Regions from separate parts of the Mus musculus genome. Here region 2 is linked to region 1. The links are chromatin loops, found by intact Hi-C in ENCODE. Cell type or tissue: left cerebral cortex. All regions are shown on one strand. Links, peaks and the distances in the headings refer to the core of each region. The heading gives the core; the rest is flanking DNA.

What was found. Peaks named below come from ENCODE experiments on the same cell type or tissue, not always from the same donor. Only the 100,000 strongest peaks of a DNase experiment are listed, where the experiment ranks them.
Region 2: it touches region 1 in a loop (2.2-fold over the local background); 2 of 42 quality-filtered maps call a loop at or near these places.

The regions. Positions count from the first base shown.
Region 1 is chr11:66,256,041-66,264,872 of GRCm38, forward strand. All of the region lies in intron 2 of Shisa6 (shisa family member 6), which reads right to left. The region is part of intron 1 of Gm12296 (predicted gene 12296); the gene reads left to right. Among named protein-coding and RNA genes, the nearest start is that of Gm45945, 13 kb to the right of the region's middle. In left cerebral cortex, for the core only: no CTCF peak of the experiment used is centred there; DNase peaks (open chromatin) are centred at 3,999 and 4,383.
Region 2 is chr11:66,417,834-66,426,665 of GRCm38, forward strand. The region is part of intron 2 of Shisa6 (shisa family member 6); the gene reads right to left. Among named protein-coding and RNA genes, the nearest start is that of Shisa6, 100 kb to the right of the region's middle. In left cerebral cortex, for the core only: no CTCF peak of the experiment used is centred there; a DNase peak (open chromatin) is centred at 588.

The DNA.
Region 1 (8,832 bases), core at 213-8,212:
CCCTGTAGGGCTCCTTTGGTCAGCTCTCTTGCCTTTCCCCAGCAAACTGCTCTCCAAACTCCTGTACTGCATTAATGAAGAGGTTGGAGAAGAAAAGGCTCAGATAGATTGGTAATAAATCCCCAGGTGTGACAATCTCCATGGAGTTGGGGCGGGGGAAGAATTTATGGCAGTGTCTGTCAATCAGAGATGAGGCACAGGCTAATGATGAGGGGGGGCTTAAACGTTAGGGTTCTCGTAAATGACACACATCCTTGTCTAGTCAATACAGGCTCAGAAAGGAAGACATACCATAGGAGTGTTTGGCTCATGATAGGTAATAAATATCGGTTGGATCAATGGCACACACTTGCTTCATACACTTATGAAGAAAAGATGCATCTCGTTGGGCAAATAAATGCCCCGAACAGCAAGACACCATCTCCTCGTCAGACTCATAAGCTTAGGAGATTTGAGATAGACTTAGTGTATGGCAAAGGCATGTGCTCCCTGAGGAACAAACTGTGCTCACGCACTCATTTCCAATTGTACAGAATTAAATGCAGGAATGTGCTCCCCCAAATCTTTAAATTATGTCCTCGGATTATAGTTTCCACTAACACAGGCATCTTATCTCCCACCTCACATATGTGTGCCTGGGAAGCAGGAGTCATGTGGAGTGGGTTCACTGACTGCCCTTAATGAAGGAGACTATGCACAGATATGAGTATTAGGATAACTTTGCTTAATTTACACAGTTTTGAAACTTAAAGTCATGTTGAGGGTTAATAATACCAAGCAAAATAGTATTGGCTAAACCACTTACCAAGTACCAGGTATGAGTCTCAGCCTTGTTCATACACTCTCTGATTTCATAATCTCAATTCTATCAGATGGGAGCTCTCCTTGGGCCCAATTAATAGATGAGAACAATGTGTTATCATGCAGAAGAGAAGTCTCATCCCATGAAGGAGATGGCAATTCCTAGTTTCAGAACACACATTTATTTGGAAGCTAGACCTTCAGTTCCTAATTGCTTAGCACCTTTTGCAGTGGTGGCATGAGTTACTGAGCCTGCCATTGCCTGAGATGTGTTGGCGAGGCACTAAGATCAGTCTATAATGACCTCCTATGACTTGCTTGTAATTTAGAGCGGTATTAGTGATTCAAGTCTAAGCCAGTGTCTTAGTTAGGAAGCTTGGGTGGAGACCCACTTTCATCAATGCCTAAGTTCTTTCTAGCAGGTCAAATACAGAGGAAAAGATACAACAGGGCATCCGATGAACCTTTCTGCACAGGAATTGGGCAGAACAAGAACTTTGCTTACCCATCAGTGGGTTTCAGAATCAGTGTAATCTACATGGGCAGCAGTGGGTATAAGAAGTGTTTTATCACTCACTGTCTACCCCATTTCTGCTTGAGGCTACTACACTATGTAGCCACTCAAATCCCTGTCCATCTCAGGAGCACCCCCACCCCCTACCCCTTGCAGCAAGAGCAGAGGCTGTAGCTCTTTGCCCACTGCTGGGTTCCTCAGCAGCAACATTCCATCTGTGATATTGAGAAACAGTTGGCAATGAGAGTTTGGTGAGGAACCAGAGGGACACAGCTGAGGAACCATCAGGGGACAGGGATGTTATGAAGTCACTGCTGTCAACCTGAGGTGCAGAGCAGTGCGTTATGTATGCCTTCCTGCTCCTCCTCCCCTTAATGCCATTGATCTCTGTGTCTCCTCTCTTGTCAACCACCCCAGATCTACTGTTCTTATCACTCATTTATAAATCCCACTTTCAAGTTGCTCTTCTGTGTGTCATGAATGATCAGTGAGACCACTAACATCCCTCTACCCAGGGCAAGGTACACATGTGCCTATAGTACCACAGAACATCAGGAAGCCAAGTAGCTCTCCTCACCCTTGCCATGGTCTTGTGGGGCAGTGGGCTACACACAGACAGTCTGCTCTCCAGTTGAGCAAAGGTCTGGAACCCTGGAGACCTGATAGGTGGTGATTTCCACCTACATGGGACAGAAGGTGTTCAATCATGTCTCCTGAGCCCCTGGCTCCTGTCAAAGTTACCGCCCCCACAGCCCGCCTCCCAGGAGTGGCTATCAGTGTGTGGCTATCAGCAGCACCAAGCCTTTCCACATGCAAATAAGGTTTCCCCCAAGCCCTCAGTCCCAGCAGATGCGAGGTGCCTGCTGTCAAACCCTGAATAACCCCTAAAACTGTATATAAGCCTGATTCAGGGAATTAAAGGTGTGCGAGAACTACTCCATCGTCTGAGCCTTTTGTTCCAAGAGATGTAACACTTGGGAAGAGATCTTCTCTCCTGAAGCACTCACTGCCTGAGGCTCTGCCACACTCCTCACTGTCTAGTCGGCCTCTCATTGATCCAGCCCAACCAGAATCAGTGCAGAGCAGCTCAGTTACTGAGTGACCTGGAAGGCACAGTGGAGACTTCGCCTCCCTGCCCGCACTTGCTTCCCTTCGCCAGAATCCTCGCACCAGGCCTGGCCAGAGATCTCCTTGGAAAGCCTCCTGTACTCAGATCCACATGGTCTCATTAATTTTTCTCTTTCTCCTCAGTTGGACGTCGACTAGCTCCCTCTGTTCCCTCCAGGCCAAGCCCAGCCTCCCTCCAGCTTTTTGCTGGTGTGTGTGTTTCTTTCTGATCACTCTTAGAAAGGCAGCTCAGAGAAATAGAGAAGCTGAGTGTTCAGTGAAAGAGGCTGCTAAGGGTTACAGTAGCAGCGCGTGTGGATGCTGAGTCACTACTCTCCTGGGTTTACTGGGACATGCTTGCTCCATAGCAACACTACCCACAAGTTGAGGCCCCTCAAGCATTTTTCCCAACCCTGTAAACCCAATCTCCTGTCTACCAATAGAAAGTGAAGTCTAGAACTCCTCACTCTGGACCTAGCCATGTTTGAGCACTGTGAACATCTCTTTGCTCTCATGCTCTGCCTCAAGTCCGCCTGTCATCCTCTCTATCTAGTAGACAGCAGGTCAGGCTGGGGAGCTGTCGCTGTCCTAGGTGCTGAACCCTGGTTTGTAAGCCATGGACTGCTAGTGGACATAAAAGAAAGATGCTCTCTGCTTGACTGGTTTTAGTTTAAAGTTATAAAGATATCCTATCATCTCAGTTCCATTACTGCGTGGTGTGAGACTACTGTTTGTCTAGTCATTCAACATTCTTCCAGGTCAGTGTTCCTCTTACTGTTGACAGTGATTTCAGAGAGCAACGCTGATCTCATCCTTACAACATCAGCTATTGCTCGGCTTGACTTTGTGGGGCCCGATCCTATCTAAGTCCTAATATGATTGTAACTGAGGACTTTTATGGTATTGAATGAGCAAAAATAACATCTTTTATTCCAAAGAAAGAAAGAAGTTATGTGCAAAAGATTTGTCCAACCCTAACTGATTTCTATGTGATGCCCAGAGTCTCTTAACCAGTGTTAGAGACTCTTCTGTTGATTTGTAGCACCTTTCCAAAATGATTCAGATGGGAGTCAAGGAAAGGGGAGAAGGAGAGAGAAAAAGAGGAAATGAAGACAGCTCAAAACAGACAAAGGAAGATGATGCAGAAAGGTCAGACAAGAAACAGAAGTGAGGTATCGGTGTGCTGGGGAATAAGAAGAGGTGGACTCTTCTAAGTATCACTGATGAAATTAATTTTCATCAGCTTCATAAATATCAGCCTTAGAAAGTCTCTCTGTCTGTCTGTCTGTCTCTCTGCTGTCTTTCATACACACACACACACACACATACACACACATACACACACACCCCATATTCCATTTCTGTGGAAATTTTCATTAGGATTTGCGAATTGTCATGTTACAACCACACGTTAGGGATAAAAGATTCCTTTCCAGCTCTATCATATCCAAAGCCTGTGACTATATAACTGCTTCTCACTTATCATCACACTACATGTCTTCCATCATTTAAGAAGTGCTTGGTCATGGAATCCTAGAGTGTGCCTGTCTACTTTCCAAGTCTCACTCCAATTCAACTCCCTTCAGGAAGCTTTCCCATGTCACCATATCTGTAAGAAACATCTTCCCCTAGGTTCTCCATGATTCTTGGACTACACTACTCTTCTAACTTATCTTAGGTTATTTTGTGATATGAAAGAACAGGTCCGAGGCTTTCTTCTTCATTTGAGTTTTGCATAATTTTTGGAAGTCAGGGGTCTATCCTCTCTTTGAGGATCCTGTTTCTTGGAACACCAATCTCATTGGTTTACAAATCAGGTACACCATGGTGCTTACGTGTCTAGAATATCTTTAGAACTTATGTAGGACTCAATTTATAGAGGTGGCATTGCCATGAAAGAGCCTTGAAATGTCTGACTCATGGTCCATTTTCAGAGTGTTGTAGACTACGAATATGGTGATTAAACAAGGAGGACTTAAAGGAGGGAAGATTCTAGACAGACACTATAGTATCCTCCTACACTAACTCAAAGGGCTAAAGTCTGTGGAATCCTACCCTCCACTTCTACAAGGCTAGCAGACAGGAAAATGTCTGCTTTTGCAATATATTCATGAACCCAAGCATGCCCAAGGAAGATATTCCTGGCAAGAACTTTCCTAATTGAATCTGAGTGTGAATTTGGAATTGTGGGAAACAAACCACATTTATTCCTACTCTCTGGAGGAAAGATAACTGCACACTGGAGGAAAAAGTAGTTAATCTGTTGTTTGAAATGTCTGAAAATTTCTCCCAACAACTCAAATAGATAAGACTCCAGCTAGATCTTTCTAGGTTCTAAACAAAAGGCTTTGTTTTGAGAAGCCACTAGTGCTGGAGAAGTAAGCCTCTGGAAATCTAGTTGTAGCAATCCCAGAGTAGGCACCTACAAGCTTCAAGGCAGTATTAGGAACATGTTTATGGAACATTCTCATGAGAACTTGGGTACTCCTGGGAAACAAGTGCTGCGGTAGCCTCCCTCAGATCCAATTTCCTACCCCACGGAAGGTCCAGAAGCATAACTTGTCTGGATTCAGCAGCAATTTTTAAATTCTAGTGTCTCCAAGACCTTGGCTCTTTCTCTTCACCATGAGAATGTGGGGGTGGGTGCGCTCCCCCCCTTCACCATCATGTTATTCATGATATGTCTGAGACTTTTAGCCAGGTTTCTAGATCCCTAGAAAATGGGAGACCAATGTATTAGGTTGTAACCACACATTCTTCTGTTTGCAACACCCCAATCCTCTACCTAGGCTTACCCATGTGATCTGTGACAAGCCACCCTCTTCCTCCGATCTTCACATCTCTGGCTCAGGACAGGAATGCTGAGTTTGTTTGCTTGTTTGTTTAAGAACTGGACTATCTCAAAATCTGAAGCATCCTCTAAATGGGCAGCAGAGAAAGCACTGCAGGAAGGATGGTCCTTCCTGAGATGAAAGAGTGTTTTCAGGGCAAAGGTTTGCACAGTAGTTTAAGCCGTTTTTCTGTCGTTGCTATTAAAGAGTGGGTTCCACGGAGTTTCTACATATACCAGGGAGCACAGTCAGATAATTAGCTGCCTCGTTTCTGCATTGTACTCTAGGATTTCATGCAGAACTCTAGATTATAGTGGTTCACCTGGCAAGCTTGTGGAGGCAGCCATCACTTTTTTCCCCCACATATATGAGCACATTCTTATCTGCCTACATCCACTAAAGGGTCAAGGAGTCTACAAATCCTGCCCAGGTCATTAAAGAGTCATTTATCCAACCCACTGTCTTTTAGTAATAACACATGCATCCATCCCAGATAAAGGAGAATCTCCCAAGGGTTTAAAAATCGCCAGAAGGCGCTGTGTTATTTTGGTTGTTTTATTGCATTATGAACATCAGTACAAGGTTAAATAAACACAGAGACAGACATCAGAAGGCTGCAAAGAGCATACACATCAACATATTTGTACATACAAAAGGGTACAGGGACACTGACAGAGCATACAGGTACACATACAATACAGACAACAGACAGAGGATGTGGCTACATCCTACTGCATTCTACATGAAACAGCATAAGGTACAAAGAGCAGATGAAGGTTGACAAACATCATAATTTAACATAATCAACATCCATTTTCGGTATACATTCAGCAACAGCACACAAAGCATTATTACATCTCTAGGGATTCAGAAGGTTTATGAAACTACAGAGAGCTTGTTGAGGGCCATCTCAGGCTGGGCTTGGAGAGTAGGAGAAGAAACCAACTAACAACACAAGCAAAGCAGTGGGAGGAAAATCCGTGAAGCTAGGTGGGAAAAAGGGGAAGCTGGATACTCAAAGGCACTATGTCCTTCAGAATCTTGATGATAGCAAGATCAAAACTTTGTCTCTGTGGCGCAACTGAGCTTTGTCCAGATCCCAAGTCCACACCCCATCTCTGTCTTCCAGCCTCCTTTGACAAATTTAGGGCTTGAATTTTGCAGTAAACAAAGAGGAACCTGCTCTTATTTTGCCATCTGACTAGGTTCCCAGCACTGAATAGTAGGCAACAGACATGCCTCTCATGTTGAGAACTCCCAATCAAAACCTCCATGTTGTCAGTCTCAGGGTTCCAGCTCTAGCTCGGTCACCGACCAGCTGAACTATCATAGGCAAATCATCTTACCTTTACGATCCTGTTTCTTTACTTGTAATATGACATTCCTAGCTAGGAAATGACCTCTAAGCCTCGTCAAGATCTTATACAGAGAAATTAAATTGAGTTTTAATAGCACCACTTTCTGAGGGAGAAATAAAACAAAACCTGAAATGGTTGATCAAAGGCAATCCAGCCTCCCAGCCCTTCTCCCTCTACCCACACTTATCTCCAGTGAGATTCTTGAGGCATGGTTCTGTGCCTCAACCAACCTCAAAAGGCTACCTCTTGTCCTGTTGAAGGAAGGCGTCTGGAGTTTGGCAGTCCACCGGAGCTTTCACAGTTAGATGTGACTCCAGAACCCCAGCCCAGAGCCTGGCAGACAGAGACTACTTTTACTTTGGATCATCTGCATCTTCACATGTCAGAGTGAATGGATTGAGCTGGAGATGCTCTCCAAGGACTGCAGCCTCATTTGGTGTTTCCAAGGCCCAAGAAAAAGGACCTTTGAAGAACCAAGTGGGAAAAAGGTGATTTGGTATCAAGGAATTATCTACTTCCCAATAGAGCTCTGGTGAGGGAATAACTGGTCCCTCAGCATGCCTATCCATTGTTCTTTCCCTTGTTTCCTCTGACTCTACCACCAAGAGAAAAAATAAAATCCCCTTTCCATTTCCCTGACACCGCTGGAACCTTCCAGGGTGGAGCCAGCCTTGAAGGAGACTACTTTTCTATGGTTATCTCAAGGTATGGTGGCCCACCTCATCTTCTTTTCTTCACACTCAGAAGCATGGCCTGTGAACACCAGAGCTGGCTTTGTTTCATGCCCTTTCTCTCCTTTGGCCTATAGCACCTATAGAGGATGCTACCAGCCCATCAGCCTCCCATTCCTAGAGATGGGATTACATCACCCCTGGGCTTTTCTCTTCAAGTATGCAGCAAGCCTCGTTAATTCCTGTAATTAGCTCCAAGCCCTTTAATTGTCTTTCCCATCTTGAGGATGGCATCTGTTTTCTTGGCTCAATAGCAATGCTGTAGTCTATGTTCTTTAATCCTTAAGTCCTGATCTCTGAAGTCAGACAGACTCAAATCCAAGTCCACTTACAAGTTGTGTAATCATAGTTGGTTACTTAATCCTGCAGCTTCCTCTCTAAGGCAGGATTCAAGGAAACACCCTCAGGCCAGCCCTAGTGATGACTGAAGGCACTTGTGCACGTCAGGACCCACAATTCCTGGCACACAGCTCACCCAAAAGTGTTTCCAGTTTTGCCTCCTGGTTTCTCTGTATACCTAAACATACTCCATAAACCTTCTGAGGTTATAAAAGTTCCAGCCACTCACCACAAGACTGATCACCCCAAACATGGCTGGTATAGCTCAGGAAATAAATTTTTAATTTGATTTCCTTTGAATTAATTTAAAGAGTTGTCTATGATCAATTATTTCTTTATCGGGATATGCAGAGCACTTTCTCTATGGCAATGTCTCTGCTACATACAAGAGGAGCATTGGCCTTATGAACACAATCCAAAAATGTGTTATGAAATACGTCCTGGGCTAGTGATGGACAGTCAACACTTTGATGGAACAAGGAGCAGGTTACTTCACTCTGTGCCTTGGATTCCTCATTCCAAATATTGTTGGCTAGTGTTCCAAGACCGCTTCCTCTGGGGGCTGCTGTATGTAATCCCACAAGCTGGGCATAGAGTTATTGCAGGTAGCTAGTTCTGTTGATAGAGACTACAGTGTGAAGCTCCCTGGAGTTTGAGAGCTGCATAGTCTTTCTAACCTCTTTTGGGCTTAACAAGGCTGCCTTTCCAAGCTGCCTCTGCTGATACCTGCTATTTGTTGGAAAGGATTTCCTCGTGACTTTAGAATGCAGCCTTTGATGTTATAGGACAGACGGAAGAAATGGGAGAAAGCATGCATGTGGCATCAGATCACATTCCCTTAGCCAAATACTTCCTGGAGTAGCCTCAATTGTCTGCTGAGGCCTCACATTCCACTGGCTGAGTGTAAGCTATTGCTCCCTGTTAATGCTCTACGTGTTTACAAGTCTTAGTGTTTATATTTGTTGTCTATTCTAGATAGCTAAGTAGCTGAGAGCTGGTCTGTTAAGGCAGAGATTTTTTAGAGCCTACCAGCTACCTTCTGATGATAGACTTCAGGAAGGTAAGGTTGAGAGTGAAGAACAGCTAACATTTGTGTCTATGTGTTGGTATAATGCACACAGAAGTCCTCCAGATGGGCTGGGAAAGTCTGT
Region 2 (8,832 bases), core at 420-8,419, 160 kb after region 1:
TTGAACACCCTGAAAGGGAGACTTTCGACTATGTATTCATCACATGGCAAAAATGTGGTACACTAGGAAGCAAACCATCTCCCGAAGATGTCTACATGCTGACCCTACTGATCAGTGAGGGTGTCTCTGTTCCCATCAGTTCTTCTGAGCATGGGTAGCTCCAATGGTGTGAGGGTTCTACCACTCAAGGACAGTAGCACTAAAACTTCCTATGAGTTTTGGAGCTAGAGATTGAAAAAGCTTCCCAAGGAAGGGCATGTGATGGGCAGCTCTCTTGAGTCCCACCATTAACTTATCCATAGTTTTTCCAAAATATTAGGAGTGAGCTGGTAACTGATCTGGTAATGTGGGAGTATTTTATAGCTCTGTGTGTAGCCTACCCACTTCTGCTTAGTCTTGTCAACTGGGAAGAGCTCACTGCCAGCCAGTTCCCAGGGAGCTGCATCTGTCTCAGCAAACAAAGAGAGCAAACTCAACTAAGAGTGAGGGTGGCAAATCAAATATGGCCAACATCTACTCTGCATTATGGGAAGTAGGAGGTGCCAGGGATGTGTTTATTTTACAGCTGACAACTAACAAAGGAGCTTTTTCAAAAGTTTTGGGAGTCCATGGATTGCAGCCAAGCCCTGATTCAGTCCATGATTATTCCAAAGTGTCCAGACAAAGAATTTATCATTTTACCCGGAGGGGTAGACAAAAAGCAAATTGTCCCCAGTCTATGCTATGCCCAGAGTGGCAGAGAGCTGGTGTTAAAGCAGAGAGCCCACGAATGACTCGTCCAGCTAAGGGAAGGTAGATGGGCTCTTGTCTTTCCATTTTGTTTCCCAGCTCCGTGCTACTGTCTGTTTGCTCCAATGAGACGGGTAACGTTTTAATTAGGAGGCTCACTTGTCCTCACTTTTCAAGCAACGTGGGGAGAGGGCGGCAGAGTTGAGATAATTGAATCCATAACTCCTATGGTTGTAAGTGCGCACAACTCATCATCGGGAGTGTGTGCTTTGCAAGGGAGAAGCAGGAGGAGGCAGAAGGGGAGGGCAGGAGGGAAGCTAGGAAGATGGATGAGAACCCAGGGAAGAGAAAGCAAGAGACTGAGGTCTGACTGACAGCGAGTGTGTCTGTGAATGAAAGACACAGAGTCAGGGAAGTAGTCTCTGAGACTCGTGTTTGGGTATGGAGCTGGGTCAGGAAGAGGCTGAGGGATGACAAGACTGGGTGTCTCTGTGAGAGATGCAGCTGAGTGGGGAGAGATGGGAACAAGAAAGTGAGGAGAGAGAGAGGGGAGAGAGGAGAAAAGAGAGAAAGAGACAGAAATGGAAAGAGAAACCCAGAGCAAATGAAGTGTGTGCCTGTGAATGGTGTAACACTGAGCAGAGAAGGGCGAGAACAGAAAGAATGTGAGCGCTGTGATCCGTGTACAGCTTAATGCATGCCATCTTTTCTATTTTAACTGTGCATTTTTATTTAAAAAAGAAATAAAGTGCATAGTCATTAAAAGTAGGAATAGATAGAAAGCTGCAAAGAGGGAATCACCCATAGACCCACTTTTCAAGAACAAAGAAAGCGGGCTCTGCCTTTCTTACTTTAAATGTCATTGTAAATCCTACTTAATTGGTCTTGCAAACTCCGTGGTGAAATTCACCTGAGATAACTTACATGAAGCATTTTGCAAAGCCCAGTTGACAGAAAGCCAGTTCAAAGAGAGGGCTGCAGCTGGTTCTGTCATCTTTTGGCCGGCAGTTTCCAAGAGAAGAAGCTTTGCAAAGGAATAGCTTATGTTCAATTAGAGAGTCAGCCCGATAATGATGGATAATAAGGAACTAGACAGTCTCAGCCTGGTAGGCTTCCTGCAGACGCCATGGGATGGAGAGCCATTCCAAGGTCCATGGGGGTGGTCAGTTCAGCCCAGTGAGGGGCAGGGATCACATGGGATTTGATGGTGGGGCTTCTGACACCCACCTCAGAGACTGCCAGTTAGGTCTGTTAGCAAAACATCTCCTCCCTTCCTAACTTCACACATCTCTGAACTGCACAGGAATTCCAATGTGTTATCTTCCAAAACTAGACTTACCTAGGGATAACTTTCCTGTAGTCTGCGTGTAGAGTTTGTGCTCTGACCTGAAAGTACTCAAAAGCAGCAAACCATATCCCAGCACCATCATGCAGCCTGACATCATTACTCAATATGAAACAACTGTCAGCTATTTTCAATGACGGGGTGTTTTCTGGGTTTTATCCCTGTGCATTTATGCTGACAAGTCAGACAAGCTGCACCAGACCTGACAACTTTCTTCCAGTTCTTTTGAGACCAGGTCTTATTCCTCTATAGTCCAGGCTAGCCTTGAACTCACACCAATCATCTGGTCTCTGTGTCCCTTTACACACTTCCAGGATGACAAGTTTATTCCACCATGCCCACTTAAGGATGTGGGGCTCTCCTCTCTGTGTTTGTGCCTGTAATGAAGAGCTTCCTTCATTTGGCAAAGCAGGAAAAGTGATCTGCGCTTTGTGCTTTTGACCACAAATACCCTAAGACTGATGTAGGCTTTCTTAAAGAAATTTTCTTAGAAAAGAACACCTCTAATTTTATATCTTTCCTTAACTTTTCTATCTCAGATCTTCCCCCTTACCTCGAAAATATCACTCTCAGAAGGGCAGAGAGAGTCGCAGTGAGCTACCCCGGCCACTGTCTGGATACTAGTAGATGCCAGTCCTCCTCATTCCCACTGGCATCTCGTGTAGACCAGGTGGAAGGATGAGTCTTAATTTTAGGGGATCATGTCAGACTCTATTCACAGCAATACTGCTTATTGCTCTTGGCTCAGAAGGGGTGTTTCCTCCACTCTGGAGCTCTTGAGTGACAACTGGAGGACTGTAGTCTGACCAATAAGAGTATCCTATCTCCCAATGCTGGTGTAGTTCTTGGCCAGATGAGCCACAGTCTCAGAACACTTGCTGGCAATACAACAAAAGGGAAACTTTTCCTTGGGCCTATTGAGCAGTAGGGAACATATAAGATGGATGGTACTGGACAGAGGCCACATACCTCTGGTGGGTTGAGCAAGATAATGAGGCCAGAGATGGTAGTGAAGGGAGAGGACCGCAGAGGCAGAGGCAGAGGCAGAGGCAGAGGCAGAGGCAGAGGCAGAGGCAGAGGCAGAGGCAGAGGCAGAGGCAGAGGCAGAGGCAGAGGCAGAGGCAGAGGCAGAGGCAGAGGCAGAGGCAGAGGCAGAGGCAGAGGCAGAGGCAGAGGCAGAGGCAGAGGCAGAGGCAGAGGCAGAGGCAGAGGCAGAGGCAGAGCCAGAGGCAGAGGCAGAGGCAGAGGCAGAGGCAGAGGCAGAGCCAGAGGCAGAGCCAGAGGCAGAGCCAGAGCCAGAGGCAGAGGCAGAGGCAGAGGCAGAGGCAGAGGCAGAGGCAGAGCCAGAGCCAGAGCCAGAGCCAGAGCCAGAGCCAGAGCCAGAGCCAGAGCCAGAGCCAGAGCGAGAAACACCCTGGAAGCCTCGGATAGCACAGTCTCTGCTTGGTGTAGGTAGTTGCACAGATTTACACCTTGATTATTAAGTACCCCAGCTAACTGTGCCTGGACACAATCTCTATAATAGGTGTGAATGCATTATCTTCCAAATGAGTTGGGTTGATTTTCTCTGTCCTACAGCAGCTATCCTCTATACAGCAGACTTTCTGACTCTGCTGGAGCATGGTACGATTTTTCTCCTGTTTCTACTGAATGGGTCACTTCGATCTCTTAATGAAAACACGTAAGAAGAGTTGTAGCCAGCGTATTCATTCCCAGGACCTTTTCTAGCTGTTTTCTGAGTGAAAACTTCATATATGTGTGTATGCCCTGTGCTGCTGCTCACTTCTCTGCTCTCACCCTTTCCTACTCTCTACACTTAGCAGACAAGAAGCAGGATGGGTGAATAAGGATGTCACTTAGAAAGGCTACAAGCTGAGTTGTCTCTCAAGGGCTAATCACTTAGACAACAGAGATGGGTGCCCCTGCACACATTAACTCCACAGACCAGATGCCAATTTGTAGTTTTTGAAATCCAGTTGAGTCAGCATTGGAGTGAAATACCCCAAAGCTTTGGATAGCTGACTGACTCACAGGATATGATCTGTGGGCCATAGACAATGGTACTGCATTCAAGCTTCTTGGGTTCATTAATAGACTTCTGAAGAGGCTACACTAGTGACTACTTGCTAGTCAGATAACATTTAAAGTGAGAACCCTGTCCTCTTTTCTATGTTCCGTCTTTGAATATCATCCACACTGATTTAAAACACATGCCCAGTACAGTAAGGTAAGGGAGGAGAGAGCATGCCTGGGTTGTGTCCTTAAAACAAAACAAAAACTCTCAAGCACTCTTTATTAAGCAATGTTTTAAATTCTCATTGTTGCCATTATAATCACTATTTGTAGCAGGAACACAACTGAGCAGGGGGAAGGAAGCCTTTACATTCACTTTGCCAGGAACACTGGCCAGGATGGTGGAGGATTCTCCCCTCTCCTCGGTGAGGGTTGTATGGAGGATCGCTCTCCCTACAATTCCTGCTGGCCACTCCTGGGCCTTTTCTCCTTGTCCACTACACATTTCTCTCCCTTTTCTCCCCATGCTGATTTTTCATCTGTATGTTGTCTCTTCTTCAAAAACAAACTGAGAGAAACTTGGTTGTTTTATCATCGATGGTTTTTACTGAAGTTTTTGTCAAAGGATTCTTGTTATCTGTTTCATGATTTTTACACAAAAATTCTCTCTCTCTCTCTCTCTCTCTCTCAACTGAGTGGTTAATATATTCTTACTCCTCAAGAAATATCCATGAGTTTTCATTCCCATTTTGAGATGAAGAAGCAAAGAATGCATGTGTTGGTCAAGCCTGGGACTATGCTGCTATCTGGGTTCTGGATCCTTTCAAGTCTAACCTCAGAGCTATGTCCTTCCTACCTCATCACAGGAGAAATAATGCCTTAACATGGTTCTGCAAGATCAAAGATGTGAGGGAGCCTGCATAAATATGGCTAAAGTCTAGAACACCATGCCTTGCCAACATGCCCTCACATCCTTTGTTGGTCATCAGCCCTTTAACACAGTTCATTATCTTCACTTGGAAACTGAAGAAAGTTTGGTACCAACCAAATGATGGCGGGATTTGGGAAGGTAGTAGAAATTTGGGAGGTGGAACCTAGCTGGAAGCAGGACACAGGGGTGGTGGGGACTGCCCTTGAAGGTGGTCCCAGGTCCTCTTTTCATCTTTCTCTGCCTCCTGGCCAGAATGAACCAGGTAGCTTTTGATTTTATATAAATATTTTTTATTTTGATTTTATATATATATATATGTGTGTGTGTGTGTGTGTGTGTGTGTGTGTGTGTGTGTGTGTGTGTATCATGATGTTCTGCTTCCCCATGGCTGAAACCTTTGAAACTGTGAGTTAAAATACCTCCTTTTGAACTGTTCATGTCAGAAATAGAAACATAGCTGGATGGTTCAGAGTAATAACTGCCTTTGCAGAGGACACTGTTTCAATTCCTAGTGCCCACATGACTGCTCATAAATGTTTGTAACTCCAGTTCTAGGAGATCTGAAGTGCCCTTCTGACCTCTATGGGCCCTAGACATACACATGGTGTACAAACATTCATACAGGTAAAATACTTATATACATAAAATAAATAAGCCTAAATAATTTAATCATTAATATCTGGTATTCCATCCCAATAATGGCAAGGCTAGCAAATCTGTCTCCAAAATCATGTATGTGAACAGTTCCTTGTCGCATGGCCTCTACAGAGGATTTAGGTGGATCTCAACACCAGGCTACCACTTATTTCCATCCAGAAACCTAAAATGAGCAGAGTTCTGTGGCCAGGACACAATTGGGAACTGATTCTAATAAATTTAACATTTGGGGATAAATAATAAGGTTGACGCTTTTATGGCAAGAAGTCTTTGTACATCTGATTTGCTATTTGTAATTCCAGCATTCAGGAGGTTGAGACTGGAAGATCAAAAATTCCAGGCTGAGCTACAAAACAAGACCTTGTGTTGAAAACAAGACATACACATGCACTCAGACACACCATTGCCCTAGGTTATTTCTTTATAATCTTCTTGCCTTGCTAGAGACATGGGGGCTGGGTATAAGACAACGACAGTTTGCCTCTCAGAGAAGGCTCCTTCAGGAACACTGGGAGCTGAATGGGTGGCCCTAGAAGAAAGGCCTTCCTGATGCATTCTTAGCAATGGGTAGTCAGGGCAAGCCTCCAAGGTGAACAGGGTGCTGTTCAATTTTTTCGCACAGAAGTTTGAATACCTGGAGTCCCTTATGCCCAACGGGCACTAGCTGAAATGTACTCTGGGCACCTTTCCCTTTGGAGCCAAACTATATCTACAGACAGACTACAGAAGTCAACAGGTCAGTCTCAAGTGAATATGCTTAGTCCTACCACCACCAACCATAAAACGGCTTTGTTGGTAATTAACCATAACATTCTCTGACTATAGTCTCTACCTTCTTGTCTAATTCTCTAGGCGTTTAGAAAGCACAATATTACCCTTTACACAAACTACACATATGAGGACTCAAAGATCTGGAAGGAAGAGTGAACTCATGAGAGGACACACGGCTCAGGGGAAAAGGAGAAGGCACTGCTGTCGAGTCTGGAATGCTCAATATTTGGTAGGATCTTGAAACACACAAGGTTGCCAGGCAGGCACTCAGGTATGGAACAGGGACAGAGCATCCTAAGATAGTGACTGTGCTTCTTATTGTTTTTAGCAATGCTAACTAGACAGCATGTATAAAACTAGGCGTTCAGAGCATAAAAGAGAATCAGAGACCATCTAAGCCAATCCATTCATTGTCCCACTGAGAAAGTCAGGCCCAGAGAGGAAGTAATTTCTCCAAGTTTAGTGACCCAAATTGATGTCTCTTGATTTCAAGGCTTTTTTTTTTTTTTTTTTCAACATGGCACACTTTTTTCTACAATCACTGTGCTTCTCTGGACTATAAAACAAAGTAGATGGGGGAAGATTTATTGCTACTTTACTTCCTAATTCTGCCTTTTTTTTAAAAAAGGACAGCCTATGCCTCTCCCTCTTTATTGTTTGGGATAAGCTTCCTGAAATAAGAATGGACTTGATTCCATTTGATGTTGTCAAGCTTCCTTCCACCTAGAGCTGTCAGTACTAGGGAATTGGGGGCTAGAATTCCAGATGGAGCTGGACAAGAAGATGACCATTTCTGGGTCACCCAGCTGCCCAATGCCCTCGGGTAGCTGCAGCAGCGGGGAGGGTAACCTAGTTTGCTTAGGAAATATTGTGGATGTCCCAGTTTATCAGTTACAGTCCTAGAAAAGTATTGGCACTGTCCTGTTTCTGCAGCTTGGCCTGCAGTTCCACCTGCCAGTCCCCTGCTGCCCCTTCAGCCTGAGAAACCAAAGCACAGAGCCCAGATATTCTGCTCCACATTTGGGTCTTGGTTTGCCCCCCAGTCTCTCATTTCCCTTTGGGGGGGTTCCTAGCCTGGATCAAGGGTAGGCTGGCATGCTAGGGTGGTATGTGAGAATGAGGACATGTTTCTATTTCCAGGGACATTTGGCCTTTGCATAAGAAGCTAGAGACACACATTATACTAGAAATTCAGAGGCTGATCAGTTTGCTTGACTGTGAGGACCAAGCAGGCAGGATGAAGATGCTGAAGAGAGTCACCAATGTAGAGAAGGTACTAGAAATTGAAGAGACAGGAGACTGGAGAGCCTGCCCTAGCTGCACTACAAACTGGCCACTTCCCTTCGGGCAGCTTCATCCTCTCTTGAGTGTTCTTTATCCTCTCATCTGAACTGATGATGTTCAACCATAATGGAGGTTGTGGGAGTGACTTGACATAATCATTTTGAGCTTTCGAAGTCAACCTAGAGTGCATACATTGCTGATCTCTAGAGTTTAGTTCTGGGTTCTCCAACTCAGTCTTTCAGATGTTCACAGAAAAACGCCCAGGTAAAGTGTGAAAACACAGTATGGAAGGGTAGAGCAAAAGGTGACACAATCAACCACGCTCCAATCCCTAGGGAGAGGCACAGGTGTGTCCCCAGCACATCCTCCTCACCAACCAACCAAAGACACAACAGACTTTCAGGACAGGAAAATCTTGTCATCATCGGGAAGGTGGACATTTCATTCACTGTGAGCTCTAGGGCAGAGCCCCTAACCAACAACTTGCCTTGCGTGGCACAGCAACCAGGAGAAATTCAAGAATGATTTGCCAGGTGGACAAGAAAATATGAGTTTCTTCTTTTTCCTTTCATGCCAAATTCACAGATCATTCTCCCTGTGGGTGTGATGTTACAGGGGAAAAGAACGGTGTCGCAGACAGGAAAGAAGCCCCCCCTTGCGTATGGGCATCATCTCTGACAGCCTACAGGTGCCAGTCTGACACACTTACATGAATCTCAGATAGGACAAAAACCCACACCAAAGCTGAGAAGAGCTGCAGATGGGTGGGAAAGATTCCCAAGAGAGTTTGGGCCAGAGATTTAGAACTGTGGGTGTTCTTGCGTTGTTACTGCCTAGAAATAGAGATGCCTGTACCAGTGGGAAGACAGGTGTCAGGACTCCCTCCGTCATCTTATTTGGAATAGCCCTCTTCTAAACTTGACAGTTTGTGAACTGGGATGCAGACTTAAGGTTGTGGCGAAAGTATAGGAAAGTTGAGGTTTGGTGGTACTTGTTTATGTAAGCCCTATATTCTGAAAACGTAAGCAAGGGAAATACCGTGAGTTTGTCATCCTGGACTACAGAGTAAGGCTCTGTGAAAGAAAGAAAGAAAGAAAGGAAG